Linked DNA regions of Homo sapiens: region 2 is linked to region 1. A link is a contact called in ENCODE Hi-C or POLR2A ChIA-PET data. All regions are on one chromosome and are shown on one strand. Each heading gives the region's core, a stretch centred on a gene start or an enhancer-like site at or near the end of the contact. The rest is flanking DNA. Distances are from core to core; before and after follow the strand shown.

Region 1 (6,731 bases), core at 1,759-4,258:
TTATTTTTAGTATGTTCCTGTTCAGGCTACTCTAGTAACCCTAACAGACAAATGCTAGCTCCTGGTGAAGACTACTTTCATGACTAACTGTTTAGAAATACACTTTAGTGTTTTGCCAAAATTAATGGCACAGTTTTATCATTTCTGAAATTCAGCTTTTTTTGTAAAGGAGAAACTATTTCTAGTCTTCTATAATTTTACTCCATACTCTTCAAAGATTATAAAAATTGGCTCCCTCATCACACCTGCAAACTTTCTTAAAATTTTTTTTTTTTTGAGACAAAGTCTCGCTCTGTCACCCAGGCTGGAGTGCAGTGGTGCGATCTCGGCTCAGCGCAACCTCTGCCTCCCAGGTTCAAGCAATTCTTCTGCCTCAGCCTCCCATGTAGCTGGGACTACAAGCATGAGCAACCACACTCAGCCATTTTTTGTATTATTTGTAGAGACAGGGTTTCACTATATTGGCCAGGCTGGTCTCAAGCTCCTGACCTCGTGATCCGCCCATCTTGGCCTCCCAAAGTGCTGGGATTACAGATGGGAGCCACTGCCCCCAGCCAACTTTCTTAATTTTATGTGATATAATTTATTTGCAGCCTCAAGATTAAAGACTCTTAATGCTCTTTCCCTATTTCTTACCTATTTCAGGTTATAGTGATATATCAGTTATTCATTCAATCATTCATTCAATAAATGCTTGTTGAATATCAACTTTGTACCTGGCACTATGCCTGAAAAAGTTAAAACCCGGGAGTTATCTGAGACTCTGTTCACTAACACCTCTCTCTGATGAAATCCTCTTCACAAATCCTCTTAATCTTCAGCATCCCAACTGTCTCATCTCCTCAATGTGTGCAAGTCATCTAATGGTTTTCTAACAATTTCCTTTTTGCAGCTTAAAAATTTGGATGGACAGCTTACAAATTTGCTCAAGTGTCCAACATCTAGTATGTCTGTCTTTTGGTGCCACAGTTTAATAATCTCTTATACTACCGGGGTAAATGGGTAACTCATTTACCAAACCTGGTGAATGAATGCATGCAGAGCATACACCTGCCCTCTTGGTTGTTTTTGTAAAGGTCTATTGTGTAGCACTCATACTTAAAGATAACTTATGTTGAGAAAAGTTGAAATAAGTTGTCCTTTCTGTTTTTTCCTTCCCACTTACCCTAAGGTAGTTTCAACTTTAAATATTCTGCAATTATACTTCCAAATTCTCTTTATACATTAAGAAAGTTTATTATTATGAAGTCCATCATGTGCCTAATTGTTAAACATTTCAACTCCAATAATCCTCATAAAGTCCCTTGAAGATGGGTACTTCTATGTCTATTTTACAGCTTGGGAAGCTGAGATTCTGAGTTACTAAGTAAACTGCCCAAGTTCCAGCAGATACCAAGTGGCACAGCTGTGATTCAGACCTGGGGCAGTCTTATGACAGAGCCCCTTTGCTTTATGCAGCCACAGTTAGAACACCCAGCTTCAGTCTATTCCAGGTTTACATTGTTTGGTTTTGTTTTTTGAGACAGAGTCTCTCTGTCGCCCAGGCTGGAGTGCAGTGGCACGATCTCGGCTCACTGCAAACTCCACCTCCTGGGTTCAAGAATTCTTATGCCTCAGCCTCCCGAGTAGTTGGGACTATAGGCATGCGCCACCACACCTGGCTAATTTTTGTATTTTTTGTAAAGACAGGGTTTCACCATGTTGGCCAGGCTGGTCTCAAACTCCTGGCCTCAAGCAATCTGCCCCCCTCAGCCTCCCAAAGGGCTGGGATTATAGGCATGAGCCACTGTGCCTGGACAGGCCTATATTGTTAATGGATAATAGTATTCATTCCTACTGGATCCAGATATACCCACTGAGTCTCAACACATTATTCCCATAGCCATTAATTATCCTCAGAATTGGATGTAAGTTGAAGGCTGTTTGTCATACCTTCACAATATGATGGATACTAACCATATGTTAGTATATAATACAATGATATGATGTTGTGTTAATCATAACCTAAACAGATTACTTGCAATTTTACAGCCCTTGTAAAAAAATCTTAATTTTTTTTATCTGAATCCCTCCCCATCCTTTTAGAACAAAGACCGATTCTATATGATAACCAGTGTTCTGCATACTCTGGCCCCTTCCTGCCTTTCCAACCTCATCTTGAACTTCTTTAACCCATTTTTTCTGTGGTCTAGACACAGAGAGAATCTTTCAGTTCCTCAAATAGTCTATGCTCCTTCTGCCATAAAGCCTTTGCTCATGCTTTTCTTTCTGTCTGTGATATTTATCCTTTCCTTCTCTTCTTCCTTTAGACTTTTGCATGCTGTCTCTTGGGCCCTTGGCTAGATCAGACCAGACTACCATCTACCCCTTTAAATTCCATCCAGCTGTCTTTAATGGTGCTTATCATCATTAGTGAACATGCCATTCAGTGTGTCATTATTTAATCTTTGTGTCACTCCTCCATTAACCTTCTAACCCTCAGATCCAGCACATAGTAGGAAGACAATAAACAACAAATACAGATGAATGTCTTCAAATTCTGAATCAATTACAGGAGGCTCCTGAAATACCAGGTTCCTCTGTGCTTTGTGCATTTTAATTTTCAGTATTAATCACAATTAAATGTACAGAAGACTAGGTCAGGAAATAACTTATTTGTAAAATAAGGCAACGTTAGTAAGATGGCAGCCCTTCCCTCCCTGGTGGTCCTCTAGTCACATATATGTGTTTTCCAGCACATGCTTTCTTGTTGGGCTGCTTCGTTTCCATCCAGTGGCGTCGGACACCACGACAGAGGGAAAGGTAGAAGTGCTAGGGTCAGCCTGGGGTTTGTGTTCCAGCTCGAATACTCTGTAGCTGAGCAACATTAGTCACATTGCACATTATTTCTCAGTTTCCTCATCTGTTAAGTGCTTCACTCATAGGACTGTGGTAACACTCTAAATGAGTTATGAGTCTGAAGCACCCACCCGGCACAGAGTCTGATTTGTTGTCTGAGAATTATTTTCCTTCCCCTAGTGTACACTATATACCTGCTAAAACAACAGTGCATTTCTTAAATCAAGTTATATGATTAAAATAGCTGACACTATGTCATGTACATTGTTCTAAGATTTCCCCCATATTAACCCATTGAAAACTCACAAGAGCCCTGTGAAGCAAATACTGGTAATTTCAGCCTCATTTCATGCATGAGGAACTGAGATTCAGAATGATTAAGTAACTAGCCCACAGTCAGGCCAAAATTTAATCCCAGCTAGTCTGGTATGTTCTTATACTGCAACATGATCCTGTGTCTCAGCTGGAGAATTAGCAAGGAACGATGGGCAATGAAGAGCTGGTTTTGAAAAGAAAAATCTCTCCCAATTCTACTATTATCTGGGTGACCTTGGCCAATTCAATTCTCTCTTCTTTAAAATGGGGATACTATCCCCTGTCTCCCGTGTGGAAGCTGAATGAGATGGCAAATGTAAAACCCTTGTACACATTTGTCATTTGCCTGTGGCTAAGACAATTTCTCTTTCTTCTTATAGAAGTATAACCTTTAAGTTTTCTCACCAACAACCTGGCCAGGGTAACTTTGGCCTTTGGCCAGCTCTAGAGCTTCTCGAACAAAAATTGTTGACATTGAGCCCACACAAAGCTGGAAACTCCCAGAGGGATAACTGTGCAGGCTCTGACCCAGCAAGATTTCCCCTGAATTCTACAGAGTTTCAACACATCTGAAACTCTTAGAGAGTAAAGCCCAAAGCTCCGGAAACAGAGAGCCTGGAAAGGAGAAGAAGGAGCTCTACTCTTTTGAAAGAAGGGGAATCTTGGTGATTAAATTTCACAAATGTGGCTCCAGCCATACCGCCCCTGACCTTAAGAACTGTCATGAATGTCTCTCTAGGAAACACTCCTCACACACACACCACCCCAGCATCATCCAGAGTGACGATTGTTAAAAGAAAAAAAATTATCTGACATTGACGTTTGCATTGTCAGAGGCTCCCTGCTCTATAAAGGAGAAGTGTCTGCCCAAGGTGGCCTTACGGTAGATGTAGAGCCCTGGGGAGGGGCTTTGAGTCTGCAGCATGCTTCAACCCTCATCCACGAAAGGGAGAAAATCATGGCTACCTCCTATGGTTATTGTGAAGAGGAAATGCAATAATAAACGTTCAGAGGCTAGGACAAGGCCTAGCCCTTGGGAAGCACCCAATGAATGGCAGTTATCATTGTGGTTGTGTTGTAACAGCAGCTAGGCCACTTGCCCAAGATCACCCAGCAAAATAAGTAAAGAAATGAGAACTGTAACAAACATCTCATGGACTGGCAGTCCCAGCTCTTTCTGCCATATGAAGCAGCCTCTCCCCTGTGTGTCTAACCGTCAGCTTCTTACTTTGTGTGGTGAAAGGGCTAAACCATATTAGAGAGTGTTGTGGGATAAGCAGTGTAAAAATGCCTCCCGCAACTCTCCACTTCACTCCATCCTATGAGATCCTACACCATTAAAATTACTCCCAGCCCCTTATCCCTCTGGGTTCTCTGGACCCCTGAAAGTCTCCCTGAAGCCTCAGGAACTCCCTGTGGGATAAAGGCACATGTAGATTTTTAAAAATGGTGTTTTACTCCAAATTCTTATGTTTTGCTAGGTAGTGGGTTCCAGGTGTGACATCTCACTGTCAAAGGGATATCTGTGACCCACAATAGTCCCGAGCCCAGGGATGGTGGATCTGGCTGTGTCCTGGCCTGGGTCAGCTTTGCCAGTAAAACAAAGGCCATGTTCCCGGTCCGCGTGAGGCCTGAGGGGATGGGACCCTTGTTCCCGTGGCAGCAGGTGTACAGGGGCAGGTGGCACTAACAGGTTGTGGAGATTTGAGCTGGGGAAGGCAGTCTGGTTGGTGGACAGGCAGGAGTTTGGGGGTAGACAGAATTACTTGTTTGCCTTAAATTAGCTTGGGATATTACATAGGTGATTTTGCTTCTCTGAATTTCAACTTCTCTGCCCGTGAGAGATCTTAATGCCCTTCTTGTGGGGCCCATGGGAGAATTCAGAGGGTAGTTCATGTAAAGTGACCCAATATGTGGCTGTTCACATACCCGTTCCTCTTCTCTTGGAATACAAATACAAATAATGGATCTGGGTCCCCGGAAGATGAAAGAAGAAGATTAAAAAGTTAACAACAATCCTTCAGAATTATTAATGTTCTATGCAATAAATTGTTTTATTGTCTCAATAGCCATATGAAATAGAGACCATTATTATGCCCTTTTGACAGGGAAAGTGGAGAACACTGAGAGTTGGAGAGGATAAATGACTTGCCCATCACTATAGATGTGGCAGAGCTGGGACGTGAACACAGGCCTCTGTCTTCTAAGCTCACTGGCCACCGAAGCATGTCTGTCATCCATGAACAGAGCTGGCTGTGCTCAGTCAAGCAGTTGTTGTCCAGGCCTCCTTTCAGCATTTCTGGAGACTCCCTGCAGCTGATAACTCTTTTGAGCAAAGTTCTGCTGCTTCCTCTTTTGGTATGGCCTTGTTTCATCCTTTTCTTCTGAAACACAGATCCCCTATTAGCTGTCCACTCTGAGCCACATGAGGGGAATATGCAGCTGGGGCAGGGGAGATGGCCCTGGCCAGTTAGATCCTCCTGCACTATGTCCAGGCTGGCCTGAGCCTGGAGCTGGGGCTGTTGGCTGAATTTGGCTGCAGTCCATCAGGGATGTACTTCCATTTATCTGCTGGTCCAGTTTGCCCAATCCCCTATTGGTACATGGCTCCTCCTCTGTCAGGGCCTAGCCCCCGCTGTTCCCACCTGCCACTCCCTTCCATTTCCCACACCCTGCTGTTGACTTCCCATAGTCCTCCCTCGCATAGTCTTCAAGGCCTTTCACAATCCAGCCACATCAGATGTCAATCCTTCCTGCCCCCACACCCTACGTTGCTGAACTTCTCATCACACGGTATCAAAGCCCTGGGCCTTTGCACATGGTTCTTTTTGCTTGGCACGCCTGTACATTTCTGCCCTTTTTCAATGGCAGACTCCTTCAAGTCCTCCCAGACCAAGGCCACCATCTGCCACAACTCTACCGTTCACATTGTAATCTATGGAATGACCCCAGCACCACTGCTACTACTACTGACACCTACTTTTAGATAAAGGAGATCTGAGTGTTAGGGCAGGAGTGGAAAACCATGGTGTATTTGGATGTGAGGTGGGTAGAATTTGCAGATTCCCTCAATTCCTTCACCTCTCAAATAGGCATGCAGCCTTCCAGATTGAAAGGAACTCAGAATCTGCTCAGAGGTCTATGCAGGCGCGGGTTGGTCTCTTGGGCAGCAGGACTAAGGCCTGGTCATAGCTCTACTTTCTGGTCTTAACTTTTCAACAAGAATGGCCAGAACTTGAGATGAGTTGGAAAACTACCCTTAGCCTGCCGTGTCCCCAAGAACACTGGGGGCTGGTGGCTTCTCCCTCTGGGTGCCTGTAAAGGGATCCTTTGAAATAGGCTATCTTGGGGAGGCCTATTTGGCTGCACATTTGGGGAGGCACATTTACTCTGCTTGCAAATAGCATTTGGCCTTCGCCAACCATCTAGCTTTCTGATTCTCTGGTTTCTTTATGGGAAAAATGAGAAGGCAGGTCAGGTTTTTGTTAATGTTCTTTTCTAGAGTCGATATCCTATGAGCTGGTGATCAAGCCTTAAAAATTTTTAATTAATTTTTTTCCTGATTATAAAATAATGTA
Region 2 (6,731 bases), core at 2,383-4,882, 940 kb before region 1:
AGAACTAATCATCAGAGATGCCAGGCTTTGAACACAAATCCGTTTTATCCCAGAGCCCATAGCCTTGGCTCTGCACCGTGCAGGTGCCTGGCTCTGAGAAAGCTAATGGTTTCTCTGCGATACTTCCATCCCCCATCAGTTGGGCCTTCTTTTTGTTCTATCCTCTCCTTCATTACTTCCTTTTCCTGCCTTTCTTGCTCTACTTTCTTTTTTGTTTTTTTCTAAACATTCACTTCTTTTCTTTTCTCTCCTTTGCAGTAGTATTTACCTTTGCAGTGAGGACTTAGAGGTAAGCAACACTTATGTAAAACATTTTGAAAATGCTCTTAATTCTCCAGGAATATGAAGAGTGGCCCAGGAATCAAACCTGGGACTTCTATCTGCTAGCTTAGATGCAAAAAGAAAAAAAGCACAGGCAACAAAGGAAAGGGGATATGACGTTCACTAACCACCTACTGTCAGGTGGTGTCCGGACACTATATACATCATCTCGTTTAACCCTCACACAACGCAAGGGTGCATATGATTACATCTGCTTTACAGCTGAGGACAAGGAGGCTGGCAAAAGTTAAATGATTTACAAAAGACCTGGGTCTGGTAAATGGCAAAGCTGAGGACTGGACCCAGGTCTTGCTTTCCCCGAAGACCCTGCTTTTCCCATTACAGTTCACTACATTGACCAAGACCTGACTACTCCACAAACTAGATAATCCAGACATTTGTAAAATCAGGGTTTGGAAACCCGGGTGTGCTCAGTGTCAAAGCCAGTTGACTTGTACCACAGCAGTACATGTCTTCAGTTAATTACATATTGGTAAGAAATCTAAAGGGGACACTCACTGACTCATTAAAAATCCACAACCTAACAGATTATTACAGAGCTAAGAATCAAATTCTAGAATTATATTCTTTTCACAAGGTAAATTGCAAGTAAACTGAAATGTTAATGGTGCCTACCTGCAATGTATACCTTCATGGGAGAGAAATCATTAGTTGAATCTGCATGAGTCTCTAAAAAGTGTAACATTTCATGACCAGGGGTGTAAAATCACTGCTGCTTAAAGCAACACAAGGGCTAATAGGGAGGAGAATCTTTGACATTCAACTGTCACAGAGTCACTAAAAGTTCTAACCTCAATGTTATCTAGCCAAATACAGATAAAACTATTATAGGCACATGAGAAAAAAAAAGCCAAAGGCCAGTATGTTCAAGTGATTTCAAAAGAAATGGGTACAAATGACTAAGCATACAAATATGAGAAATGGAAGTCAGATGAAAATACTTTGTCTGTAAAGGAAAAAACTGTAGGGTTAAAGTGGAAGAAGCCACCAATATGAAAAAGAGATGACCTTGCCTCAGACTTCACCGAGCAAAAGGAAGAAATCAGATGGAAATTCCCTTCTTTTTCCACCATGAAAACGTTCAAACTCCCCCAACCAATTCCCTAACACAGCACTGTTAATGATGTCCCAGTGGATGAATCATCCCTACTTCCATCACGGTCCAACTCTTTAGCTAGAGTTCTGGACCCCGCTCCCTCTTGCTTTATCAAAGACATCTCTCCAGTCATTATCCCCACCTTCCCTGTGTCATTAATTTCTCCTTCTCTGCTGGACTCTTTTCATCCCCTTGCAGATACACTGTATTATCTCAGATCCTAAAAACAAAAACAACAAAAGATTGATATCTCTGCTCTTCTTCATATAACTTCTTGAAAAGAGTTCTGAATTATCATTCCTTCCTTCCAAGATAGGTGCTGAGCTTAGAGGAGAACAAGTGAAGGAGAGAAGGGTTTAGGGACTGTTACTGAATCTTAAACATAACACTTTCCTGTTAGTGAAAGTGTCTGATATAAATCTCTTTAGAAGAGAAAAGAATCATTCTCAAGCCTCAAGCAAAAAGACACAAATATGATGCTTTCGAGTATAGCTAGCTTAGGGGTCAGCAAACTACGGCCCATGGGCCAAATCTGGCCCTCTGCCTGTTTTAATACATCCTGTAAGAAAATGGTTTTGATAATGGTTGAAAAGAAATCAAAAGAAGAATCCGGCCGGGCGCGGTGGCTCATGCCTGTAATCCCAGAACTTTGGGAGGCTGAGGCAGACAGATCCCAAGGTCAGGAGATCGAGACCATCCTGGCTAACACGGTGAAACCCTGTCTCTACTAAAAATACAAAAAATTAGCCGGGCGTGGTGGCGGGGTGCCTGTAGTCCCAGCTACTCGGGAGGCTGAGGTAGGAGAATGGCGTGAACCCGGGAGGCGGAGCTTGCAGTGAGCCGAGATCGCACCACTGCACTCCAGCATGGGTGACAGAGCCAGACTCCGTCTCAAAACAAACAAAAGAAGAATCCTTTTTAGTGACATGTGAAGATTACATAAAATTCCAATTTCAGCATACATAAATAAAGTTTTGTTGGAACACAGCCATGCCTGTTTGTTTAGGTATTGTCAATGGCAGCTTGCATGTGACAATAGCACATTTAGCAGTTGCGACAGATCGTATGATCCGCAAAGCTGAAAATATTACTATCTGGACCTGTAGAGAAAATGTTTGCCAATCCACCAAGCTTGACTGTTATCAAATGTTTGCTATCCAAAATAATCTCTAGTATTTAATTGTTCACACCTATCTTATCTTGGCAATATTTTTAAATTACAAATGAGTGCATGAATTTCCTAGCTTCTCAATGTGGGAAGAGGTGGCTGCAGCTGGTAACTCTTCATTTTCTCCCCCTTTAGGGATTATTCACCCCTCACCCTTGCTGTCACCATGATGGGGGAAGGTTTCTCCTTTACCACTCTGCCCCTCCAAAGTACGAATGAACATGCAACGATTCCTTTGTTAGCTGTAATAGAGTTGAGCAAGATCACAAACTGCAAATAAGACTTTTTAAAATGGCGGATTAACAGACAGAGACATATTGGTAACATAGCTCTAAGGAATAGCTGATTAATCAGTATTTTGGCATCTCTTCCTGGGTGTTCTAAGTGGTGAGAGATCACCTTCCCTCAATACCTGTGCATGTTCTCAGGCATGTCTGGACACCTTGAGCTCAAATTCAAGAATGTTTTCCCACTACAAGGAAAATGTGGCTGCTCTCTTCCCAGTGTCACTATCAGGCCTGCCTTTGATGGATGCTGATTTCAAGACTGTTCTCTTAAACACAGCAAAGTAGTTTCTTTCCTCCTATCCCTTACTTTTCGGTCATTTAAAAAGTGTTTTTCAGTGATAGGAGCTGAATTTAATGACATAGTAAAGGGCCCTATGGAGTAAAGGAAGCCCTAACCCACTGTTCAAATGATATAAACAACTACACCAATCCACCCGGAGATGTTACATTTCTCTCAATTTTGAGAAGCAAAGGCTGCAAAAAGGCTGACTCTGTTGTAGAGTCATTCACAGTTTTAGAGAGTACCTAAAAAAAAAAAAAAAAAAGCTTACTATTAATTTTTTTTAAATGCCAAGTTACATATGAGTACACATTGAAAGGGTTAAAAGGAAGACGTGTTAAAAAAAATTCACACCTTTTACGTTTACATCAGTTGGTGTTTCATAAAGAAACTGATGACAGAAACAGCGGGTAAGGGGTGAAAACCAAGCAGCCTAGAGTAAGAGAAAAAAGACCTACAACAACCCACAGAAAAATCAAACATAGAAAAGGGAGATTCAGAGACAGAAAGGAAGCCAACAGAGCTTGGTAAAGGTGGTGTATCTCAGAGTATGGGTTTCTCTCTTTATGAATACCTTCAGTGACTGAATAAGCCAGCTTCCTAGGTTCAATTCATAATCATCCATGAGTTCATAACCATAATGAGTTGCTATACTCATTGTTATGATGGTGGTTTATTTTATAGGAAATAAGAAAGTTACTGTGCTGCCTTGAAGGAATTTTAATTCAAAAGACAAACACTTTTTAAAAAAGAAAAGAAAAACCTTTTCACACATCTCTAACTAGGTCATTATCATATGTGAGTAAGAATGACAAGAATTCACAAGCCCAGAGTTTCCCTAGTTTATAGTTTAGCTTAATGTGATATAACTTAAATATTTTTCAGACTACTTACTACCTTGAACTTGGATATAAAATATAGCCCATTTTCAGAAGTTTTATCTGTACCACATATATAAACAAAATCTAATTCATGAGATAGTCTTTAAAAAAATTACTTTGACTATATATAATAAAACGATATTATGAGTAAGCTCTGGATTATAAAAGTAACAACCAGAGGGCAAGTGGTTCAACATTAAGAGATTTTATTATAAAATGAGTGGTAATAAATTATCATTTGTTGGATAAATTCACTTTTAGACAATTTTTAAAATATATTCTGTAATCCCAGCACTTTGGGAGGCCGAGGCAGGTGGATCACCTGAGGTCAAGAGTTCGAGACCAGCCTGGCCAACATGGTGAAACCTGTCTCTACTGAAAATAACAAAAATTAGCCGGGCATGGTGGCGCATGCATGTAATCCCTGCTACTTGGGAGGCTGAGGCAGGAGAATCACTGGAACACAGGAGGCAGAGGTTGCACTGAGCTGAGATTGTGCCACTGCACTCCAGCCTGGGTGACAGAGCAAGACTCTGTCTCAAAAAAAAAAAAAAATGCAATTAATACAAGAAGTAAGGAAGAATATAAGATTATTCTATGAATCATATATTAGGTATTATATTCTGCTAAAGGCCCTTCCGTTCCTTGAATGTCATTGATGTATGATTGCTAAGGATCATCAGTTATCAAAAGCCATTAGTAGCTCACAGAAAATAAATGCAACTTAATTATGAGGCTAGTTTACATGCACACATATCCATAAATTTCACAAATAAGAATTTAGATTTTGCACGTTAATGTTACAAAAGCTCCAGATAATGAACAATGGATTATATGCCAAAAAGTTTTTCTCTGAGTCAAATTTATATAAATTATGAAAGACTCTCTACTATATCACTAAATGAGTGCATTTATTTATTTATTTATTTATTTATGAGATGCAGTCTCGATCTGTTGCCCAGGCTGGATTGCAGTGGCACAATCTTGGCTCATTGCAACCTTTGCCTCCTGGGTTCAAGTGATTCTCCTGCCTTAGCCTCCCGAATGGCTGGGATTACAGGCACGCACCACGATGCTTGGCTAATTTCTTGTCTTTTTGGTAGAGATGGGATTTCACCATGCTGGCCAGGCTGGTCTCGAACTCCTGACCTCGTGATCTGCCCACCTCAGCCTCCCAATGTGCTGGGATTACAGGCCTGAGCGACCATGCCGGCCTAAATGAGTGCTTTTAAAAACTAATATTCAGATGGCTATTTCTTGTGTCTCCAAAGATTTAATATTGGCATAAAGTTTACATAGGCATTTTTGCTTCAATAAAATATTTTCTTATACTTCAATAACATTCCCTTCCCAATAATTACTAAAAAAGAAAAATTCATCAGACTGAAAAACACATTTGATATCCTTTTCATAGTTATGGGTGGCCAGGTGGTTCTCATTTGTGCAGTAAATATCAAAGGCTTGAAGTACAGTGTTATAATATTTGGACAAGAGAGGATTGCTGGATGCTAAATTTTATTTTGAAATATGTGTCTCCAGAGCCTACTTTCTTTCAAGCTTTCCATATGGCTTATTGAGCCACATTACTTTTCATAGAATCAAAAATATAAAACATATGAAGCTTTAACAAGAAATGAGATTAATTACTGGTTATAGCTCTGTGAAATAAGTTACTGAGATAGTAAGAGAGATAAGTTATAACCAAGCATTATAACCAACATGACTGATAGCAAACAGGAGTAGAACTTACCCAATGTTAAAAATTTCCTTGCAACACAAACATATTTCCTTGAACAGTTTCAGCACTTAAGTTAATATAAAAATTAACTTGTTAACTAATGCAGTCATGCTTTTTGATTCAGCACCAGTAGTTTAAAGATTCTATTCCAAGGAAATCATTACATCTTCCCCCCTCTCTCCCCTTTATTGCTCCCCGATAGGTATGTATATTTTGGACATATACCTTCTTCTGGTGTTTGTGCTCTCAATGATTCACTCCAATCACTCCAACTTCCCTTATAAAGATGTAGCTTAGAGGAAATCTGAAATTCATATTCTGTAAATGGTTTCAGATCCAGCAAATCATGTCTTCCTTTGGCCTTTGTAACATTAACCTTGAAACAGACATTTTTTTAAAGTGCCTATTAATACTAGATTGCTAATTTAAGGAATTTTAACATAAAATGAAAAAAAAAAAACCCAGGCTATTTGATCTTATTTGTTTTTCAGACCTACCATTAAATGAGAAGAAATATCAGTGACTGTCTTACCGAATAGATATGATATTAATCTGAAATGATAGCATCTCATTAAAAATAAAACAAAATCTCTGGGTACTAAGAACCCATCTATGTAGGTTCTCGAGGGGAATCCTGAAACCAGCTGAAAAATAAGATTGAAAACTACAAAGTTTCTACACTAGAGATTATTTTTTATTTGATTACAATTAGGATGTGATGAATGTTTTAACACAAACATAGCACTGGCTTTTTTTTTTTTTAAAAAAACCCTTTAATTAGTTATACTCTCTTGAATATCAGCTATCTGTGGGACTGATCCTTTGTTATTATAAGCCATTGAATTTTACAACAATCCCGGAAAGAATCATAATCCTATACCTTTTATTTTAAAACATGCAATGCCTAATATTATATTAAATTGTAGACCTTTTCTTTGG

Evidence for each region. A loop is a pair of places that touch in the nucleus more often than their neighbours do. ChIA-PET counts read pairs that join two places held with the same protein, here RNA polymerase II (POLR2A). Pooled maps may share reads with other maps.
Region 2: a map of GM12878 shows a loop between it and region 1 (4-fold over the local background). The contact joins two enhancer-like sites. A Hi-C loop is called at or near these places in 1 of 168 maps with a recorded cell type or tissue (GM12878), 4 of 37 single-sample maps with no recorded cell type and 6 of 50 pooled maps. POLR2A ChIA-PET finds 5 or more read pairs at or near these places in 1 of 52 experiments (activated CD8-positive, alpha-beta T cell).

The regions. Positions count from the first base shown.
Region 1 is chr1:66,392,855-66,399,585 of GRCh38, reverse strand. No RefSeq gene overlaps it. Among named protein-coding and RNA genes, the nearest start is that of SGIP1, 140 kb to the left of the region's middle. RefSeq lists an enhancer at 2,104-2,283. Within about 2 kb of position 3,008, at least 5 of the 41 ENCODE cell types and tissues checked have a DNase peak (open chromatin) inside an H3K27ac peak, as active enhancers do.
Region 2 is chr1:67,330,097-67,336,827 of GRCh38, reverse strand. It overlaps IL12RB2 (interleukin 12 receptor subunit beta 2), which reads right to left. Exons shown (of 17, transcript NM_001374259.2): 8 at 6,018-6,168. Among named protein-coding and RNA genes, the nearest start is that of IL12RB2, 26 kb to the right of the region's middle. Within about 2 kb of position 3,632, at least 4 of the 41 ENCODE cell types and tissues checked have a DNase peak (open chromatin) inside an H3K27ac peak, as active enhancers do.